Regions from separate parts of the Homo sapiens genome. Here region 2 is linked to region 1. Evidence: chromatin contacts called from ENCODE Hi-C data. All regions are on one chromosome and are shown on one strand. Each heading gives the region's core, a stretch centred on a gene start or an enhancer-like site at or near the end of the contact. The rest is flanking DNA. Distances are from core to core; before and after follow the strand shown. Region 1 holds the start of ATG5 (autophagy related 5). Region 2 holds the start of FIG4 (FIG4 phosphoinositide 5-phosphatase).

What was found. Hi-C counts contacts between places; a loop is a spot of excess contacts on that map. Pooled maps may share reads with other maps.
Region 2: a map of CD8-positive, alpha-beta T cell shows a loop between it and region 1 (16-fold over the local background). The contact joins the promoter of FIG4 here to the promoter of ATG5 in region 1. A Hi-C loop is called at or near these places in 3 of 168 maps with a recorded cell type or tissue (CD8-positive, alpha-beta T cell and naive thymus-derived CD4-positive, alpha-beta T cell) and 6 of 50 pooled maps.

What each region holds. Positions count from the first base shown.
Region 1 is chr6:106,324,431-106,327,130 of GRCh38, forward strand. It overlaps ATG5 (autophagy related 5), which reads right to left and starts at 1,330. Exons shown (of 8, transcript NM_004849.4): 1 at 1,096-1,330. RefSeq lists enhancers at 1,140-1,189, 1,210-1,529.
Region 2 is chr6:109,689,937-109,692,671 of GRCh38, forward strand. FIG4 (FIG4 phosphoinositide 5-phosphatase) reads left to right here and starts at 1,360. Exons shown (of 23, transcript NM_014845.6): 1 at 1,360-1,565. The coding sequence starts at 1,500. It overlaps AK9 (adenylate kinase 9), which reads right to left and starts at 1,266. Exons shown (of 41, transcript NM_001145128.3): 1 at 1,211-1,266. RefSeq lists an enhancer at 844-1,313.

The DNA of each region.
Region 1 (2,700 bases), core at 80-2,579:
CCCACAGATGCCGAGGGACAGGAAAGACTGTACCTTAATTTTTGTATCAATGTCTTCTCACCCCATCCCCAAAGTGGAACTTCATGATGGCAGGGATTTTTATTCTTTTGTTTACTATTTTGTTTACTGTTTTGTCCAGTGCCTAACACATAGGAGGTACTCAGTTTGGGGGAAATTAATGAAATAAATACACACTTGAGGTGTGTGCACTATTCTAAAAATCCATATCCATACAGTTCCATTCTGTACACTTTCCCCCAATTTTAAGTAGCATATCTTTGAAGATAAAAGCACAGGCTTAAATCTGGTGTAAAATACCTCTCAATTACTACCCTGAGCACAACATCGTTATTTTCAAATTCAAAATTCAACCAGAAACTCCCTCTATGGAAATCACAAATAGTTCAGTTCAGAGCCAAGTATCCAGTTTCAAGGTCTCAGAAATTTAACAAGCCAATTCTGGAAGGCTTTGGAAGTTCAGCTACTGTCTGGTAAGTCTCCGGGTTCTGATTGCTCAAGACAGGCTGTACCTCCTCACCCCTCAGAAAAATCTAGAACCAATAGTTTCCTAGGTTCCTCAAGTTCAGGATAATTTTAAAATAATCCAAAGTACAAATGAAGTATGTAAAAGTGTCTTGCCAACAGAAAATGTCTTTGGTAGCACTAAATATTGTTATTGAGACAGGGAATATCGTAAATAGATAAATTGCTTGGAGGACATACCCACCGAGTTTGGACAGACTCACACTGCACTGTGCAATAAAGGTTTAAATAACTGTGTTCCACAAACAATTCAGGTCCTGAACTGAACTCTAGAGCCTGCGACTAGACTCTCGCTTTCCTACCTTAGTAAGCAACAGACATGTACCCCAAGAGGGACCCCGCAGGCCACACCCGCCAACCGGCCCCAGGGCTCCGGGCCGGCGTCTCGCCAACTCCACCTTGCCCGGAGGAACCACCTTCACCCGCCATCGCGGCCGGGCGGGCGCTCCTCCAGGCAACTACTCACCCCTCCTTCCTACCACACCTACCTGGCCCCTCCCCAGCCCTCCTCCTCTAGGAATTTCCTCACACAAGGTGGACACACACACGTACCCTACTCCAAGCTATGGCTCCTCCTTCCGGCTCCCCGCACTGGTGGGGACGCCCAGATTCCGCGCTCCGGTGGGGCGGCGGGGCAAGCTGCCCGCCTGACACACTGTCCTGCGGGGACGCGGTAGCAGGACTCCAGGAAGCCCGCGCAGCCGCAAAAAGCACCGGCGCGGAGGTCGGAGCTGAACCCTGCTGCACTTCCGCCCTCTGGTATCCAGCGAATACAACCGGCAACGCTGCGGAGCCCTGGCAGCGCACCACAAGTCCAGTCACCCTCGGCGCCCGGAGATGACGTCACGAGACCCCACGTGGTCCGAACTCCGCCCTCCGTGTTCTGCCTAACCCAGCAAGGAGGCCCGAGTCGCTCTTGAGCATGCGCCAACGGGGCAGTACGCTTGAACTCGCGACCAAACCTCTCCAAGTTCATAGCTTCTACCCTCTTCTGAGAATCTTGCGTCAAAGCGTAGTTATTGGGGCTTGGGGAGGTTAACTTAACAGTTCCACAAAAACAGTTTTTAAAATACTGAAACACTGCCTCCCTAGAGCTTGATCGCAACATCCCTTTCTTCCTGGCATCACACAACAGTATTAATAAAACATTAGTTTTCAAAGTACTTTCCCATCCATTTTCTTATTTGATCTTCTTCTCTACTTTGTTGGAACCACCGCAGGCATTAATAACCTAATTTAACAGAAGACTATATGAGCACTGAACCCTCCCACCCATCCAAGAGTACATATCTTTATCTTACTCTTTGTAAAAATAATTGGGGCCGGGCGCGGTGGCTCACGCCTGTAATCCCAGCACCTTGGGAGGCCGAGGCGGGCGGATCACGAGGTCAGGAGATCGAGACCATCATGGCTAACACGGTGAAACCCCGTCTCTACTAAAAATACAAAAAAAATTAGCCGGGCGCGGTGGCGGGCTTCTGTAGTCCCAGCTACTGGAGAGTCTGAGGCAGGAGAATGGCGTGAACCCGGGAGGTGGAGCTTGCAGTGAGCCAAGATAGGGCCACCGCAGTCCCGCCTGGGCGAAAGAGCGAGACTCCGTCTCAAAAAAAAAATAGTAATAATTGGTAAACTTACTAATAAAGAATCTTTGAATTGGCTCTATCCAGAAGTCTTAGCAGGCATTTAAGGTTTTTCTCTTAATTACACGTGCCTTAACGCCATGCATGTTAAGTAAGTACTGTGCTGAGACTCAAAACAGGTTCTTGATAATTGGGAACATAAGGAAAATTCTAGTAGTAGCCACAGGATTCTTTTAAAAAGAAAAATCTTCTTGGAGTTGGACTAAGTACAATGATTTTCAAATGGTAAATTACAGTACATTAGTGGGTATCTAAATCAAGTTAGGGAAGCATGCCCAGCATCTTTTTAAATGAAATAAAATAGAAAATATCAGCATGCTTCACACATGTAAAGGGTAAATATTGTGTCCCAAAATTTTTACTTCAGTATGTATGTGGTGTACACTGGATAGGAATGTGAAATACATTTCTTAGTAAGGGTAGCAGTCAGAAAAGTTTGAAAGCCACAGTTATGGTCCTCTTCACCTACTCAATGCAGAAATCCTCACTACAGTGTCCCCAGTAAACAGCTATTAGC
Region 2 (2,735 bases), core at 110-2,609, 3.4 Mb after region 1:
AATGCCAGAACGGACACGGCCATCCTTCTAGTTCTTAATAAAAGGAGTACCAAACTACAGGGGGAAAGAAGCGCAAAATAACATAGACTTAAGTATTTCTTTACAATTTTTGTAATTTCTCAAATTTTAATTTACAATATGATCTTTGGTATTACATGAATGTTATCTGGGTATGCTATAATTCTATAATTTTTTTTTAAAGTTTCCTTACACTTAGCAGTTGAGAAGCCCTCTAGCAGAGGTTTCTGAGGTTTAGAGGTTTCCTGGGAAACCTAGAATTGCCGCCTAAGATAGGATAGCTGCCTCTCCCCTACATCTTATACTCTTGCAGTAGGTGTTCAGTAAATATTTGTGGAATAAATACTTCAGTCGTTGAAAGGAGACGTGGTTTTAAAAAGTGGATTTACAAAGAGACCGTTTTGCAAGAAAAGAAGCTGGTCTGGGGGTCCCCGCAGGAGGCGGGGTTCCGTGCAACAGATACCAAGATGCCTCCAGGGCGGACCACGACCCAGCGGGCCGCCGGAAGGCTCCTTACCTGGCCGCAGCCGGACCCTCCTCAGGGAAGCAACTGCCTCCAGGGACTCCGCGGGGCTGTCGGGCGGTTGCCGGGGAGACCTCTGGCCGCCACGCACCTGCTGCTTGGTGGGGCGGGGCCTCGAGAGGCGGGGCTGTAGTTCTTTGTCATTTCTTTTCCAATTCGAAATAGTCACTTTTGTACCTAATTTGGCATTTATAATTATAATACACTCATTTTCACAACTATGGAAGAGAGGGTACGCGCATGCCCATTTATGTCGCACACATGAAATGAAGAAACCTCATTTCAAGCGCGGCTCCGCCACACTGCGCTAGTCTCTGTCGACAACTTCAAGTGGCTAGCCTCACGCACAAACGTGTGGCAAAGCCACACTTTCCAGCTTTAGGTGATTTTAAAACAATTTCTTGGGCCACACAGCGTAGGTACAACATGGATTAGAGGTGAGGGGAAAACTGACACTCAGTGAAGGACCGTCAGAGGGCCGGCTTCCAGGAAAATGGGCCGCAGCAGGCAGGGAAAACACAAGGATCTATCCTGCAACTCGGAGAACCCTTTTCAAAAGAAGCTACCCAATCCCAAACCTTCCGCTTTTTTCCAAAGAGAGGGAGGAGATAAATAGACTCAATTAATCCGTCGACTTTTTCTCCGCCCATGTTTTCCTCCAATCCTTACCAAAGATGGTGCCCTTCGCTTCCTCTCTCGGCAGCACGCAGGTCCCGGGAGCCTCTACCCGACCTCTCTATGATACGTCCTCCAGCCCCGCTCCCGACGTGAGGGGCGGGGCTTGCCTGGAGGCGGGGCGCAGGGATCCGGAAACACCTGATCATCTATAGGTTTAGTGCCTAATGGGTGTTGTTCCTGGCTGGACTTGATGTCCAGGGCCTGAGGGGTTTTCTCGCCGAGTCTCCTGGGGCGGTCCGGAGGCTCGTGCCCTGTTGTGGGGCCCCCATTTGCCGCCGCCATGCCCACGGCCGCCGCCCCCATCATCAGCTCGGTCCAGAAGCTGGTTCTGTATGAGACTAGAGCTGTGAGTACCCCCTCGCGGCGGGGCGCAGGCGGGAGGATGGATGTCTGCCGGTGGGTGTGGGGCCGTAGGACAGAGGCTGTACTCTGCCTCCTCCTCCTTCCTCTCCAGTTCCCAAATCCCTGTCAAACACAGCCTTGGGGTAAGCTAGCTCCCTTGAGCTGTGCCTGGGCGCCTTTCCCCTATTTTGGTACCCTGGACATTGCAGCATTTGCAGGTCCACTTACAAGCCATGGCTGGAACACGCTGGAAACAGGTGCTTGTGGTACCTCAGGAACTGTTCATGAGGTTCTCTGTACGAGTTACTGGATTCTTTTCAGCTTTCAGAAAGTCTGTTAAAGTTCTAGAGTTCACAAGTTACAGTACAGGCAGGGGTATGAAAAAAATTTGAACTATGACTTGTAACTTATTTTTTCCTATTCCATGGTATACCATCACTGCGATTCATGTGAATTACACTTCTATTGGTGAACTTTTTGGTTCTCTTTTTTTCTTATTTGAAAGGAAAGGAAAACTTACTTTGTTTAAAGACAGATAATTTGTTTGGATAACATCTTGCTTTTCACTTGACTTTTTTCAACATAACATTTACTTTTAAAATTTTATTACTTTGAATGGCCATGTAAATAGTGAATAAGCAGATCAGTTTGTATTTCGATTACCAGTTCCTCAATTAAGGGAGAATGGTGTTTATATAACTTCATACTTGGTCCTTTCTGTGGGTGGAAAGCAAAGTTGGTACAGTATAGCTCTTCTAAATTGGGGTGCCACAGTGATATTAGGGACTGTGTTTAATATTACCCATTTCATGCTAACAAGATTGCATATGCCAGATATTTTCATAATGCTCTTCACTATGTTATAGAGTGCTTTATAAACTGTTTCTCTGAAACTTGGGTTGTCTCCATTAGAGGAGTATGAGAAGGCATTTAACAGTTTCTCAGTTATAACGTAGTCCTAATAGCACAATAACCTCTCCCTCAGGTTAACATGAGTAGAGAATTGTGGACCTTAAATTAATTTTGCTGACAACTTTGATTAGATCTAGAGCAGAAAATGACATTATCAAATATACTGTATTTGCAAGTATTTTCAGTTCTCTAATGAGACCCATAAAGAAGTATCATTTGTCATTGAAATGAAACCTATTTTCTGTAAAATATGCTGCTAAAT